Linked DNA regions of Homo sapiens: region 1 is linked to region 2. A link is a loop called in an ENCODE intact Hi-C map of the cell type or tissue named here. Cell type or tissue: PC-9. All regions are shown on one strand.

Region 1 (8,000 bases), 310 kb after region 2:
TCCAGAAGGTACGGAAACTGTATTTTATTCGTGTATTCCCAGACATATATGCTGCACAGATGAATGCACAAATTAGTAAGTATTAGAAATATCTTTCCACAGGGAGACTTTCATACAATTCTCCTTCATTGGCATCATAAAACCAGGGTAATAGGGCTATTGGCAATGTGAAAATAGAGATAAAGCCTGTATGTACATTTGAATCAATAATCATTTACAACACTCACAAGACAAACATGGACCTTCTGGTTGCCTTTAGTATCAATAAAGGCAAATTCAACTGACACATGAACATATAGATTTTTTTTTTTTTTGAGATGGAGTCTCTCTCTGTTGCCCAGGCTGGAGTGCAGTGGTGCGATCTTGGCTCACTTCAACCTCTGCCTCCCAGGTTCAAGCAATTCTCCTGTCTCAGCCTCCCAAGTAGCTGAGAATACAGATGCACACCACCACACCTGGCTAATTTTTGCATTTTTAGTAGAGACAGGGGTTTCACCATATTGGACTTGAACTCCTGACCTCAGGTGATCCACTTGCCTCGACCTCCCAAAGTTCTGGGCTTACAGGCATGAGCAACTGCATCCAGACTTAGACTTTTCATAATTTGACTTAGTTTGAAAAAGTGTGGAGAAGGAGAGCCTTCCTCGAACAAATACAGAATATTATTATTAGTACTAGCTGCCATTATTGAGCGCATGTTCTGTGCCAGACACAATGCTAAATGCTGTACATAAATAACAAAGAAACTCTACTTTGGAACTTCCCTTATCAGTAAACTGGTTCCTTTCTTGTTCCCCATGCACTTTTATGGCCTCAGAGAAGTGGGCCTGTTGGATGCCACTACCAGAAGAAGGATATAACATTGCAACGTCCCTTCCAGACAAAGAAAAGAGCCTGTGTGAAGACAGCATTGTTGGAAAACAACAAACGTTTGTGTTTTTTTTTTATTTGTTTGTTTTGTGTGGACATCTTTTTTTATTTTTAAAAAACTTTAATTTTAAGTTTGGGGTCTAATGCAAGTTTGCTGCCTAGATAAACTTGTGTTACGGGGGTTTGTTGTACAGATTATTTCATCACCCAGGTATTAAGCCTAGTACACATTAGTTATTTTTTCCTGATCCTCTCCCTCCTCCCATCCTCCACCTTCCAAACGGCCGCAGTGTGTCTGTGTCTTGTTCCCTACCATGTGTCCATGTGTTCTTATCATTCAGCTCCCACTTATAAGTGAGAACATGTTGGTATTTGGTTTTCTGTTTCTTTGTTAGTTTGCTAGGGATAATGGCCTCCAGCTCCATCCATGACCCTGCAAAGGACATGATCTCATTCCTTTTTATGGCTGCATAGTATTCTGTGGTGTATACGAACCACATTTTATTTATCCAGTCTGTTATTGATGGGAATTGAGGTTGATTCCATGTCTTTGTTATTGTGAATAGTAGTGCTGCAATGAACATACACGGGCATGTATCTTTATAATATAATAATTTATATTCCTCTGGGTATATACCCAGTAATGGGATTGCTGGGTCGAATGGTATTCCTGTGTTTAGGTCTTTGAGGAATTGCCACACTGTCTTCCACAATGGATGAACTAATTTACACTCCCACCGACAGTGTATAAGCATTCTTTTTTTTTCTCCACCATCTCACCAGCATCTGTTATTTTTTGACTTTTTAATAATAGTCATTCTGGCTGGTGTGAAATGGTATCTCATTGTTGTTTTGATTTGCATTTCTTTAAAGATCAGTGATGCTGAGCTTTTTTCATATGATTACAACAAATGTTTTGATACCTCTTTTTGAACCAAAGTTCCAGGGAGGGCCAGAGTAAGGAGAGTGTTATTGCAGAACGAGATATATTGGAAACAATGGTTCTGATCCCATTCCCTCTTTGAAACCCTGAGAGACAACTGCTAATGCTATTGGCTCCAGTGTTCAGGGGAGTGATAGCATAAAAAGGGAGTAGAGAGGTGGCCACACGTGCTAGCTCTGTTGAGCTGCACTTATCTCCAGTGGGATATCAAGGGACCCAGCAGTTCCTAAAAGCCTTTTCTGGTGGCAGAAAGGAGAGTAGCTAAGAATTCTCTGGGGGTAGAATTGCCAGGGACAGGGAAAGACAGGAGTCCTGGCACACCTGCACACTGAATTGGGACCCAGTGGGCAAGGCAAGTCTTGATCGAGCCAAATAAATAGATCATCATTGTGTCAGCTGCTGGCTTGAGCAGTGGGCAGCATAGAATGACCACTCCCAACCAGGTACAACCCTGTCACTTGGACCTTCACAGAACCCAGGCCAGGGCAGAACCAGACCAGCCAGCCACTCTGCAGTAGAGATCAGTGAATACCAGAGTTGGCACCTGGAGTTGTATCCCTTTTCCCTGCTACCGTTAAGTCATCCTAGTAATCCTCCTTGCAGAAGAGAAGTAGGGTGGAAGATTTGACGAGGTGAATGTGTACATGAAATACGCTGTGTTACCCCAAGGATACTCTTAACTGGAAGGAATTGAGAGCTCTTAAACGGCAGAGTTCAGGGTTTTGTTGTTTGTGTTGTTTCTTTTTTCTACTCTTGGTGGGTTGGGTGGGAATTCTTAGGGAGAAGATGTCATCAGTTAGAAATAAGAACTAATTTTTCTCAGTACATTGACTAGGGGGCCAGAATACTTATTTGCAACTCTAGTACCTATCAAGTACCTCATTTAAATTTTTACCAAAAAAATTTTTACCTGGGTGTCTAACAAATGAGGACACTGAAATTTAGTGAGAGTAAGTGATTTTTCCTATGGCCCTTCACTGAACCAGGTGGTGAAACCTATATCCAAATAAAACTTGGAATTTGGAGTCTTAAGCCCTATAGTATTAATATTTTGTTAACTGTTAGATGAAGCATTGCAACAGTAGGAAATCCCTTTCTTAAGTTTTGGGGTGCTTTCAGGGTTAGCATGGTAGGAGCAGAGAACCCAGAAATGGTCTGTTCAGCTTAGAGTGAATGTTCTGAGCTTGAGATCCATTGCTGATGCGGCACTGCACTGTGGGGTTATGAATTGCTTCTGGCTTGGCATCAAAGCGGAAATGCGTGGGAATGCACACTGGGTTGGCTGGGCTCCTGCCCTGGGTGAATGTGGTGCAGATGGTCCTACTGAGGATGAAAAGCCCGGTGGAGAGATGTTCAATAGGTTAATTGTGCACGTTCTTGGATGAGTCAGCCTGTAATTGCTGATACCAATATGTTCGGCGTTGCTGCCTCAGGGGCTTGGTGTGTGAGTCAGATGATGGAAATGAGGATAAAGTTGGCCTTGTTTCCTGAAATCTTAGAAACCGAATAATAAGTTTTTGAACTTGGTATGTGATCAAAATCACTTTGGGAGAAAGATGAAAAGACAGAATGAAAAACTTGTGAGTAATATTTCTCTATGCATTGTGAAGGTAATGGAATTGAGCAGCTAATTATAATGTAACTGGCTATTAGTCTTTATGAAGGTGAATGCAATCAGCCTAACCTAATTTTAAATCTTAATTCTCCTTCCCCAAGCCATATTTTCTATTCACAGCCTCAGAATGCACCTTAGAAAGCCAAGGAAGTCCTTAAGACTGTATGTAATTGCATAGGTCAATGGTTGCAGAAAAGGTGGGTAAATTCAACCTGCTGATATTTTGCGTTTGTCTGACATGAATTTTTTTGTCCTTTTGATTTAATTTTACTTTTTGAATATGTGATTCAAAAGGTGTACTCATAGAATTCTCATTTCTATCCCTATTCCCCTGACCCTGTTGCTACTCAGCCCTGTAAGTAACAATTTTCATTTGTTTTATCAGTTTTTAAAATATATATACACAAAAGTATCATATTATGCCATGTGCACTGTTTTGCATCTTATGCTTATAACTTTGCAATATATACGGAATTTTGAAATTCATTCCATACCCATTCATGAAGCTCTTTCTCATTCTTTTTTATAGCTGCAAAGTACCCCATTGTGAGGATGAACCATAGTTTATTCAATAGGTCTCTAGTTGTTGAATATTTGGATGGTTTTCAATCTTTTACAGCTATCAATGATGCCTACGTGAATAACTTTGTGCCTATGTTGTTTCCTTTTGTGGGAAATAGTTTCAGGTAGGTTTCTAGAAATGGGATTGCTAGGTCATAGGATAAAAATGCATATAATTTTGTAAGATATTTGCAATTGTCCAGCTTAGATTTGTACGATTTTGTACATTCACCAGGAATGACCATAGTGTCTGCTACCTCACGACCTTGCCAGCAGCATGTTTTCTCAAGCATTTGGTTTTCGTCAATCTGTAAGTGAGACATGGTATTTCGGTGTTGTACTTTGCATTTGTTTTATTATGAGAAAAATTGAGCCTCTTTTCTTGCTTACATGTCAATTCGTATGTGTCTTTTTTTCTGAACTATGTGTTCAAGTCTTTTTTCATTTTTTAGGTGCAATGTAATTAATTTTTACTTGTTTATTTTTAATTTTTAAAACAGCTTTATTGAGGTATAATTGGTACATAAAAATGCACATACTTAATGTGTACATAAAAATTGACGAGTTTAGGCTGGGCATGGTAGCCCATGGCTGTAATGCCAGCAGTTTGGGAGGCCAAGGCAGGTGGATCACTTGAGGTCAAGAGTTTGAGACCAGCGCAGACAACATGGTGAAACCCTGTCTCTATTAAAAGAGAGACGGGCTAAAGATTAGCTGGATGTGGTGGTGCATGCCTGTAGTCCAGCTACTCAGGAGGCTGAGGCAAGAGAATCACTTGAACCCTGGAGGCAGAGGTTGCAGTGAGCCAAGATCACCCCACTGCACTCCAGCCTGGGCCACAGAGCAAGGCTCTGTCTCAAAAAAAAAAAATTGATGAGTTTAGATGTATGTAAACATCCCTGATACCGTCAACTACAATCAAGGTAATAGACACATCCAACATCTATCTCCCAAAGTTTCCCTATGTCCTTTTGTTTTGTTTTGTTTTTGTAAGAACACATAACATGAGATCCATTCTCCTAACAAATTTTGATGTGCACAAACAATATTGTCAACTACAGCATTGTACTGTACAGGAGATCTCTAGAACTTATTCATCTAGCATAACAGAGACTAGAGCCATTGAACAGCATCTCCTCATCTCCCCTTCTCCCCAGCTCCTGGCAAGCAGCATTCTACTCTCTGCTTCTATGAGTGTGACTATTTTAGATGCTTCATATAATAGGAAATATGCAGTATTTGTCCTTCTTTGACTGGTCTTGTTTTAGTTAGCATAATATCATCTAGATTCATCCATGTTGTCTCAAATGGAAGAATTTCCTTATTGTTTAAGTCTGATTAATTTCATTGTATGTCTATACCACATTTTCTGTATTCATTCTTTCATTCATTCATTCATTCATTCATAGACATTTGGGTTGTTTCCATGTACTGGCTATTGTGAATAATGCTGCCATGAACTTGGGAGTGCAGTTATCTCTCTGAGATAAAAATTTTATTTCCTTCAGACATATAACTGGCAGTGGAATTACTGGATGGTCATTCTTTTTTTAATTTTTTTGAGAAATTGGAACCCTTGTGCACAGTTGATGGAAATGTAAATGCTGCAGCTGTGGACAACAATACAGAGCTTCCCCTTTTGTCCATTTTTGTATTAGGTTTTTGGTGCTTCTTTTTTCTTATTTTTAGGGACTTATTTACAAATTAACAAGGTTAGTACTTTGTCTAACCAAATTTGTCTAAGCAAATATTTTCTCCCAGTTTATAATTTACCTTCCTACTTTTCTGACAGCATTTTTCTCCATGCAAAAAGTTTTATTTTACACTGCTGTAGTTGAATGTATCAATCTTTTTCTTTCTATTTGTGTACTTTCTATTTCATTTAATTGGGCCCCAGGACCACTCTGTTTTAATTATGCAGCCTGCATACTGAGTTTTAATCTGGCAGAATTCGTCTCTACTCATTTCTCCTTTTTAGGGTTTTCCTAGATTTTCTCGAATGGTTAAAATGCATGTAATCTTTACAATCAACTTATTTAGTTCCAGAAAAGCAAACGCCTTAGTTTTTAAAATTGGGGTCTCATTAAATTTATATAATGGGAAGTCCTGACAAGTTTATGATGTTGAATTGTTTTGTTCAAGAATAAGGATGTTTTTGCATTTATCCCAATCTAATTTTGTCTTTTGGGGGAAATATTTGAAAGCCTTCTTCATTTGACTGTTTCAAATTTTTCATCTTTTCTTTTTTTGCATGTGTGGTTATAAATAGGGTTATGTTCTAGCTGATTAAAGTTTGTATATATAAGATTACTAATTTTTGTATGCTGGTATTCTATCTTTCTAGCTTACTAATTTTTTTTCTGTTTTTACTAATTTTAGCATTGATACTCTTGGCCTTTTTTTCCAGGGCACTATTTCATCATCTGCAAACATAGATAGTGTAATGTCTTCTTTTCTAATTTCTGTGCCTGCAATTGCCACAGAGTGTTTATTTATTGATATTTGAATTGCTTTCTGTGGTAGAGCATATGCTCTCCATCTGCCTTATCTCTTCCACTGCCTCCTGTTCCTCTCAGCCTGCTTCATTCATTTACGTGGCTTGCGTGGCTCCTGAAGGCATTGAAATTCATGACCCCTGTCAAAGGTTCACAACACTGACCTAACCTGAACAGCTGCTGCTGCCCTTATGGTGCAGTTCTTTCATTCTATTGGAGGTTAGTTTGGTCAGCATGATGAGGATGGGTCAGCCCCATAGACTTGAATTGGTTTGGAGAAACTATTTACTGTACTCTTTTGGGATGGATACCCCAGAAAAGCAGAGAAGGAATCCAGAATTGAAGTCAGAGATGTTAGGTGCAAAGGTCATGCTAAAAGGAGCAAGAACAAGATAATAAACAGAAACAGTCGTGAGTAAGGACCCAGAAAAGGGTAGATCAATATAGGATCAGGCCAGAAATGTGTAGAATGATTTCATTACTCATGGGTAGATGTATGTACCTTACTTTTACGAGGCAGTGGATGCCTGGGTATTTGGGCTTATAGGGCTGACTAAGAGTCTCAAGATCAAAACAGATAATAGTGGTCACAACAAATTTTTAATATTGAGTTGTAAAAGGGTTCTAGGATTTTTTTTCCAGGTTGTTTGTTGAGAAGGGCAAGGGCATAGTATCTGCCCTTTTGATCAGCACCATCTACAACTTTCTGTAATGAAAGAAATGTTTTATAGTCTGCATTGTCCAGTGAGGTAGTCACTAGCCCCATGAGGCTACAGAGCACCTGAAATGCAGCTAGTGCAACTGAGGACCTGAATCTCTAACTCTATTTAATTTTAATTAATTTAAATTTAAATGATGTGGCTAGTGGCTACTGTATTACACACAGCAACCCTAGAATCTTTAAAAGGACAAAGGGTACAAATGCATGGCAGAGGGTGCCTGTGACTTCAGTTTTGTGTCAACCACATTCAACATGCATCATAACACAACAGTGACCTCTCATTTGTAATAGATTTGTAACAAAATGTAATAATAATGTAATATAATCGTAATTTATAATAGAGTTTAATAATTTACATTTTATAAGGCTCTCCCATAGTTAGCTTATGTTACACTGAAATGACTCTGTGAATGATGATAATCCATGTTCATAGACAAGGAAAGGAGTTAAAAAATAATGACAGAATTTATCTAAAGCTGTGAAAATTATTAGTTTCAAATGTGTGCCTTGAATTCCAGGTTTAATCTTCATTCCATTAACATAAAAATGCACTTGCTAGCTCCAAAAATAGTCATTGGCCAGGTACGGTGGCTCACACCTGTAATCCCAGCACTTTGGGAGGCCGAGGCAGGTGGATCACAAGGCCAGGAGATCAAGACCATCCTGGCCAACATGGCGAAACCTCATCTCTACTAAAAATACAAAAAAATTAGCCAGGTGTGGTGATGCGCACCTGTAGTCCCAGCTACTTGGGGGGCTGAGGCAGGGGGACTGCTTGAACCCAGGAGGCGGAGG
Region 2 (8,000 bases):
TGTGGTGTGCCTACTTCTAGGCCTTCTCAATGGAGAGAGCTTAGGAACTATTAATAGGTGTATATCTCTACACACACAGATAGACTTACACACACGTATACCTACATACCTGCACACACAGATGTGTATTTCTGTACCTCTATTCTGCATTCTTCATGATAACTTCAATTCCAATCCAACACTACAGGGCTCATATATCATCCTCCCCTTTCTAGATTTATAACTCCCTTCCACAACTGTGAGAAACCTATCTCCCATTATTCATAATAAATCTGTTTATTTGTTGAATCCTAGAATATACAGAAAATAGTTTCAGATTTCCTAATGCACACCTCCAGGAAGAAGAGGTGGAGGAAGAGGAAGGAAGAAGTGGAGGAGGAGGAGGGGGATAAACAAGAAGTTGTTTCCTAATTCAAGTTCAATATTTAAGAGTTATTCATCGTGGCCGGGTGCAGTGGCTCACACCTGTAATCCCAGCACTTTGGGAGGCTAAGGCAGGTGGATCGCCTGAGGTCAGGAGTTCGAGACCAGCCTGGTCATCATGGTGAAAGAAAAGATGGAGGTTGCAGTGAGCAAAGATCATGCCACTGCACTCCAGCCTGGTGACAGAGTAAGATTCTGTCTCAAAAAAAAAGAAAGAAAGAAAGAAAGAAATGTACATTTTAAGGTAGGGTTATTTAACATCTTTTTTTTTTTTTTTTTTTGAGGCAGGGTCTCGCTCTATAGCCCAGGCTGGAGTTAAGTGGCATGATCTTGGCTCACTGCAACCTCCACCTCCTGGGCTCAAGTGATCCTCCTGCCTTAGCCTCCTGAGTAGCTAGGACTATAGGCAAGTGCCACCACATCCAACTAATTCTTTGTATTTTTTGTAGAGACGGGCTTTTGCCATGTTGCCCAAGCTGGTCTTGAACTTCTGAGCTCAAGCGATCCACCTGTCTCGGCCTCCCAAAGTGCTGGGATTACAGGCATGTGACACTGTGCTTGGGCCTTCTTATTTAATTATGATGAAAATACTAAGTCCTAATTATACAATGATGTAAAATGTGTGCCTGGTATCTGAGCATGTGAGGTATATATCATTCACATGGCTCCTTACAAATTTTTTAGAAAAATTTTAAACATTGTTTTACAAAGACAGATTATACTTGTGTGAACAAACCATTTAAAACTGTGGTAACGTAATGGATGAAGAGTAAGAAGAAACTTTTATATATTTTTTTAGATTTCAAATCTTCAAAGCCAGTAGACAAAGGTAGTTTTTTTAAAAAAATTGAATGTCTTTTTTAAAAAAACTAAAAAAATTTTTTTAATCTAGTGTTTTATATGTTAAAATGTATTAACTAAGGATAGTACACAATTAAGCACCTAATTGTGTTGAAAATGCAATTGCACATTTAGAAAAATTGTCCCTAGTTTATGAAGTTGTTTCTGTGCTCTAATAATCATTTCAATTGCTGTTTAATCTCTCTATTTAAACTATGTGTCTGCATCTTAATGAATCCAGTGGAAGCTTCTAATTAAGTACATAGTGCTGGATTTATTTACACCGATTGCCTAAGTCTCAAAACCAAGTCACAGCAGGATCCAGGGAAGCAGTTACATCTCAGAGAATAAAACACCATTACAGAATTTATTCCCGTGTTTACACTAGTGTCTAGAAGCCAAATACTGAAAAGAACATAAAAGGAAGTGTGTGTGCTTTGAGTAAGTCTTGAAGCTACTTAACTTTTTTTTTTTTTTCCCCCATCAGGGCCCTTATTAGAGTTAATTTAATGAACAACAAAAAAACATGATTCGGCCGGGCGCAGTGGCTCATGCCTGTAATCCCAGCACTTTGGGAGGCTGAGGTGGGCAGATCATGAGGTCAGGAGATCGAGACCATCCTGGCTAATATGGTGAAACTCTGTCTCTACAAAACATAAAAAAATTAGCCAGGCGTGGTGGCACGCACCTCTAGTCCCAGTTACTTGGGAAGCTGAGGCAGGAGAATCTCTTAAACCCGGGAGGTGGAGGTTGCAGTGAGCCCGGCCTCCGTAAATTTCTTAAGGAAGAATGCCTGGGAGATGATTATGTTTTTAGTCTGTGATATGGTTAAGCTTTTTGTCCCCACCCAAATCTCATCTGAATTGTAATCCCTGTAATTCCCACATGTCTCGGAAGAGACCAGGTGGAGGTAATTGGATCATGAGCGTGGTTTCCCCATGCTGTTTTTGTGATAGTGAGTGAGTTCTCACGAGATCGGATGGCTTTATAAGGGGCTCTTCCTCCTCCGCTTGGCATTTCTCCTTCCTGCCACCTTGTGGAAATATCCAGCTACAAGTAGTTCTTTATAACAGTATGAAAATGGACTAATACTGGCCAGGCGCTGTGGCTCACGCCTGTAATCCCAGCACTTTGGAAGGCCAAGGCAGGTGGATCACCTGAGGTCAGGAGTTCCAGACCAGCCTGACCAACATGGAGAAACCCCTGTCTCTACTAAAAATACTAAATTAGCCAGGCATGGTGACGTGTGCCTGTAATCCCAGCTACTTGGGAGGCTGAGGCAGGAGAATCTCTTGAACCTGGGAGGCAGAGGTTGCAGTGAGCCAAGATTGTGCCATTGCACTCCAGCCTGGGCAACAAGAGTGAAACTCCGTCTCAAAAAAAGAAAAAGAAAAGAAAGAGAAAGACAATGGACTAATACAGTCTGTGTGTGTCAGAAATATTTTCCATTGCATATTAAAAAATAAATGACTAGCCAGGTATGGTGGCACATGCCTGTGATCCCAGCTACATGGGAGGCCGAGGCACAAGAATCGCTTGAATCCGGGAGGCAGAGGCTGCAGTGAGCCAAGATTGTGCCACTGCACTCTAGCCTGGACAACAGAGTGTGACAGAATCTCTCTCAAAAAATAAAATACAATAAATAAAATAAAATAAATAAAAAGGCCAGGTACGGTGGCTTATGCCTGTAATCCTAGCACTTTGGGAGGCTGAGGCAGGCGAATCACATGAGGTCGGGAGTTTGAGACCAGCCTGACCAACATGGTGAAACCCTGTCTCTACTAAAAATACAATAATTAGCCAGGCATAGTAGCAGTCACCTGTAATCTCAGCTACTTGGGAGGCTGAGGCAGGAGAATCTCCTGAACTTGGGAGGTGGAGGTTGCAGTGAGCCAAGATCGTGCCATTGCACTCCAGCTGGGTGACAAGAGCGAAACTCTGTCTCAAAAATATATATATATATATTTGCTGTCAGCCTATGATTTTAGGTTGTGTTCCTTTGAGGCCAAGCCTGTCTGGATACAAAGTTGGTCACCTTTCTTTACAAGCAGGCTGCTCTCTCCTTTTCCAAATGGCCTAGTGTTACTGCTTTTATTGTGTGAGCACCTGAGTCCAGAGAGGGCAGAGAAGGTAAAGGTGATAGAGGGGGAGAAGAATTCCCAATATACATTGTTTTTCTTTTCCAATCAAAGTACTAAATTCTTTACCTGGATTATTTTATTTAATCCTTTTAAGAACTCCTTGAAATAGGAATTTATTTTTATTCCCATTTTATAGGTGAAAAAATGGTCCTCAAATTCTACTTTTTCCCTTTCCCAAACACATCCTTTTATTGCCTGCCCAGCAATTCTGAGCTCCCAGAGGTGGCCAAAAGGAGGGGCTAAGGAACATGTTCATGACAGCCTAGGGTAGAAAGAGCTTGGACTTTGGCCTCAGACTTATCTTGGTTTGAATTCCAGTGTTGCTACTCACTAGTCATGTTAACACTTGCAAGTTATGCAAACATTGTGGACATTCACTGGTTTTATTTTCTGTAAAATCAAAACCAGTGTGCAATAATATAATGTATGTAAAGATTAAGACATGTAAAGTAGCTAGTCTAGTATCCACGGTGGATAATAAATATGGGTTTCTTTCTGCTTCCTTCTTTCAACTGGAGATAATGGGGATGAACTGGAGCTTGAAGCTGCCCTGTGGAAGGAGATGGAGGAGAAGGAGCCTTTGTGGGAAGTGACCGGGAAGGCAAAGCTCACCCCGCAGTGGCAAGTTGCCATATGTAGACTGGTTGTTGCATCCTGAGTTCCTGGTTTGTGGCCTAAAAAGAATGTAGGGTGAGGCTGGGCACAGTGGCTCACACCAGTACTCCCAACATTTTGGGAGGCTGAGGTGGTAGGATTGCTTGAGTCCAGGAGTTTGAGACCAGCGTGTGCAACATAACGAGATGTCATCTCTACAAAAAATACAAAAATTAGCCTGGTGTAATGGTGCATGCCTATAGTTCCACCTTCTCAGGAGGCTGAGGCAGGAGGATCACTTGAGCCTGGGAGACTGAGGCTGCAGTGAGCAAGATCAAGCCACTGCACTCCAGCCTGGGCAATGAAGTGAGACCCTGTCTCAAAAAAGAAAAGAAAAGAATGTAAGGTGTTTTTACAAAAGGCTAGTACTGGGTGGTGCCAGTCAGTTATCTGACCCAGCCCTTAGAATACTTGTTACCCCCTAGTTTCCTGGAAGAAGGAACTATAAAGACTGAATGAGCAGGGTTGGAGGTGTGGATGAGGCCCCACTCTCCAAGGGTGGCCAGGATGGCTCAGCATGGGGGACACCCTCCAATGGAGCTGCGGGCCTGAGAATCAAGGTCCAGAAAGGAAGAGTATCTGGAACCCAGGAACATTCCTCAGGGGGATCTTTTTTTTTTTCTTTTTTTGAGATGGAGTCTCACTCTGTCGCCCAGGCTGGAGTGCAGTGGTGTGATCTTGGCTCGCTTCAACCTCCGCCTCCCAGGTTCAAGCGATTTTCCTGCCTCAGCCTCCCGAGTAGCTGGGACTACAGGTATTTTGTATTTTTAGTAGAGGCGGGGCGGAGTGAGACTCTGTCTCAAAAAAAAAAAAAAAAAATAGAAATGTTTGGAAAGGCATCAACAAAATATACTTACAGAATGAATTAATGAAGTTTCTAAGAACTTCATTCATAACCCTGGTTCATAAAGAACATTTTCCCACATAATGCCTTCTATTTTCTCTAGGTCAGAGGGTGGGGAAAGGCTCTTACTGGTAGCTATTACTCAAAATGAACACAGGAGGTCTCCACTGCCATGCCTTGGCCTAAAATGGCCTTGGTTTTCCTTGGAAGTCATCTGCATCTGCCTCTCGTAAGACTATTAACTTAGTACTTAAGGTCCAGAACAAAAATAGAAAATGTTTATGTGGGCCGGGCGTGGTGGCTCACACCTGTAATCCCAGCACTTTGGGAGGCTGAGGCGGGCGAGTCACATGAGGTTGGGAGTTTGAGACCAGCCTGACCAACATGGTGAAACCCCGTCTCTACTAAATATACAAAATTAGCCGGACGTGGTGGTGCTTGCCTGTAATCCCAGCTATTTGGGAGGCTGAGGCAGGAGATTGCTTGAACCCGGGAAGGGGAGGTTGCGGTGAGCCGAGATCGCGCCATTGTACTCCAGCCTGAGCAACAAGAGTGAAACTCCGTCTCAGGAAAAAAAGAAAACATTTATGTGGTGCTCTGGGAGATTCATTTTGACCAGATATCCAACTCTGAGCATTCAGACTCTCATTTTGCCTGAAAGTGTAGATTTTATGCCAGAGAACCATCTAGTCAAATGTTCAATGAAGACTAAATGGGAGAAATGGAAAATGTAAGACATTCCCAGCCACCTCCCAAGGAAAATGATTTCCTGTGTTGCACAGGGAGGCTCGGGTAAGCAAGCACCCCACTGCCATGGCCTGGGAGGGGGGACATCATTTGAGAAAGGATTCAAAGAGAAAAGAATGAGACTGGGCGTGGTGGCTTATGCCTGTAATCCCCGCACTTGGAGAGGCTGAGGCAGGAAGATCACTTGAGCCCAGGAATTTGAGACCAGCCTGGACAACATGGTGAGGCTCTGTCTTTACAAAAAATAGAAAACTTAGCTGGGCATGGTGGTGTACGCCTGTGGTTTCAGCTACTTGGGGGGCTGAGTTAGGAGGACCCTTTCAGTGCAGGAAGTTGAGGCTGCGGTGAGCTATATAATTGCACCACTGCACTCCAGTCTAGGTGACAGAGTGAGAACCTGTCTCAAAAGAGGGAGAGAGAGAGAGGAAGGAACAGGGTCCTGTTCACGAGTTCTTTATTGATGAGGACTAATGAGGTTTGGGTGCCATTCTGCACAATAAGCTAAAAGAAAGAGGTTGTTTTCTAATAAAATTCCATCTCTGTATCAGCCCAGCAGGCCTGCCTCCCCTGGATCTCCTCTCACCTGCTCCTGCCTCCATTCAGTCTCAGGCACTCTCTGTCTCTCCCACACCCTTCACCTGGCTGGTCTCCTTTCAGGCTTCAGGTTAAAGGTTTCTTCCTCAGAGAGTCTCTCCCAGAATTCCCCCATCTCAGTAGATTTCCCCATTATTCTCTATCACTGGCCCCTGGTTTTATCCATCAGAGAACTTTTATTATTTTTATTTTATTTTATTTCATTTTATTTTTTGAGACGGAGTCTTGCTCTTGTCGCCCAGCCTAGAGTGCAATGGTGCGATCTCGGCTCACTGCAACCTCCGCCTCCCCGCAAACTTCACCTCCTGGGTTCAAGCAATTCTCCTGCCTCAGCCTCCTGAATAGTTGGGATTACAGGTGCATGCCACCACGCCCGGTTAAGTTTTGTATAAACTCAGCTAGGGCAGGAGTACCATCTGTTTCATTCACTGGTGCATACTGTTAAAGGGAAAACTTCAGCTGAATTAAATTTAAAGAAGCTTAATTGAGCAATGAACGATTTGCGAATCGGGCAGACCCCAGAATCACAGCGGATTCACAGAGACTCCAGGGATGCCTCATGGTCAGAACAAATTTATAGACAAAAAAGGGAAGCAATGAACAGAAATCAGCAGTGAGGTACAGAAACAGCTGGATTGGTTACAGGTTGGCATTTGCCTTATTTGAACACAGCTCGAATACTCAGCAGTCTATGCGTGGTTGAAGAATGGCCACTGGGATTGACTCAGGTGTTGTTACAGGTGCATGCTCCCAAGTGAGGTTTTCAATCTTGCCTGCCTATTAAGCCAGGTTACAGTTTATCTACAAGGATTCAAATATAGAAGTATGGAGTCCTTCTCAGGCCGTCTTTAGTTTGCTTTAACAATGTGTACCTAGCACAGCACCTAGCACATAGTAGGTACTTAATGTAGAATGGCTGAATCGAGCTTAATAAGGAAATAACTAATGGTGGGTGAATGAGGTGCTTGTGAATAAGGAAAGTGGCACGAGGAGCCTCTAATCATTTAATAATTATTAATAAATTAATAGACAATTAATGCAATTCCCCAGTCATTTATTAAATGTTATGTTAAAAAGTGAGTTATGTTATCTGCTTTAAATCTGGTATTCTCTACCTAGACAGCCTTCAAGGCTTCACTTGTGATGGGGGAACTGGGTATGAAGCAAGTCATTGGGAGTTTGGGGCTGAAGAGAACAGAAAAATAATTCACTCTGAAGCCTGTGGAATGTGTTTCTCATGGGCAGAGAGAGAGAGTCGGAACTCTAACGCCTCTACTGGTCTTGGGGCAGATGTGGTCCAAGTAAGTTCTTTGTGTTTGCCTAGGACAGTGGTTCACAAATTTTGGTATCAACAAGAACAGTTAACTTTTATTTATTTATTTATAATAGATGGGCTATGCACCCTGAAGGAGGAGAGAGGAGATTGAAAGTTCAGGAATACAACAAGATGAAAACAAAATTTTTGTTTTGAGACAGGGTCTCATGGCTGGGTGTGGTAGCTCACACCTGTAATCCCAGCACTTTGGGAGGCCGAGGCAAGTGGATCACAAGGTCAGGAGATCGAGACCATCCTGGCCAACATGGTGAAATCCCATCTCAACTAAAATACAAAAAATTAGCCGGGCATGGTGGTGCACGCCTGTAGTCCCAGCTACTCAGGAGGCTGAGGCAGGGGAATCGCTTGAACCCAGGAGGTGGAGATTGCAGTGAGCCGAGACCACGCCACTGCACTCCAGCCTGGCAACAGAGTGAGACTC

Evidence for each region. A loop is a pair of places that touch in the nucleus more often than their neighbours do. Peaks named below come from ENCODE experiments on the same cell type or tissue, not always from the same donor. Only the 100,000 strongest peaks of a DNase experiment are listed, where the experiment ranks them.
Region 1: it touches region 2 in a loop (2.3-fold over the local background); 2 of 110 quality-filtered maps call a loop at or near these places.

Annotation. Positions count from the first base shown.
Region 1 is chr2:223,544,573-223,552,572 of GRCh38, reverse strand. No RefSeq gene overlaps it. Among named protein-coding and RNA genes, the nearest start is that of SCG2, 54 kb to the left of the region's middle. RefSeq lists an enhancer at 2,734-3,933. In PC-9, no CTCF peak of the experiment used is centred here; DNase peaks (open chromatin) are centred at 3,142 and 7,022; H3K4me3 peaks cover 837 bases; H3K27ac peaks cover 3,050 bases.
Region 2 is chr2:223,857,287-223,865,286 of GRCh38, reverse strand. No RefSeq gene overlaps it. Among named protein-coding and RNA genes, the nearest start is that of AP1S3, 24 kb to the right of the region's middle. In PC-9, CTCF peaks have their summits at 3,402, 3,626, 4,891 and 5,092; DNase peaks (open chromatin) are centred at 3,716, 4,066 and 5,046; H3K27ac peaks cover 2,186 bases.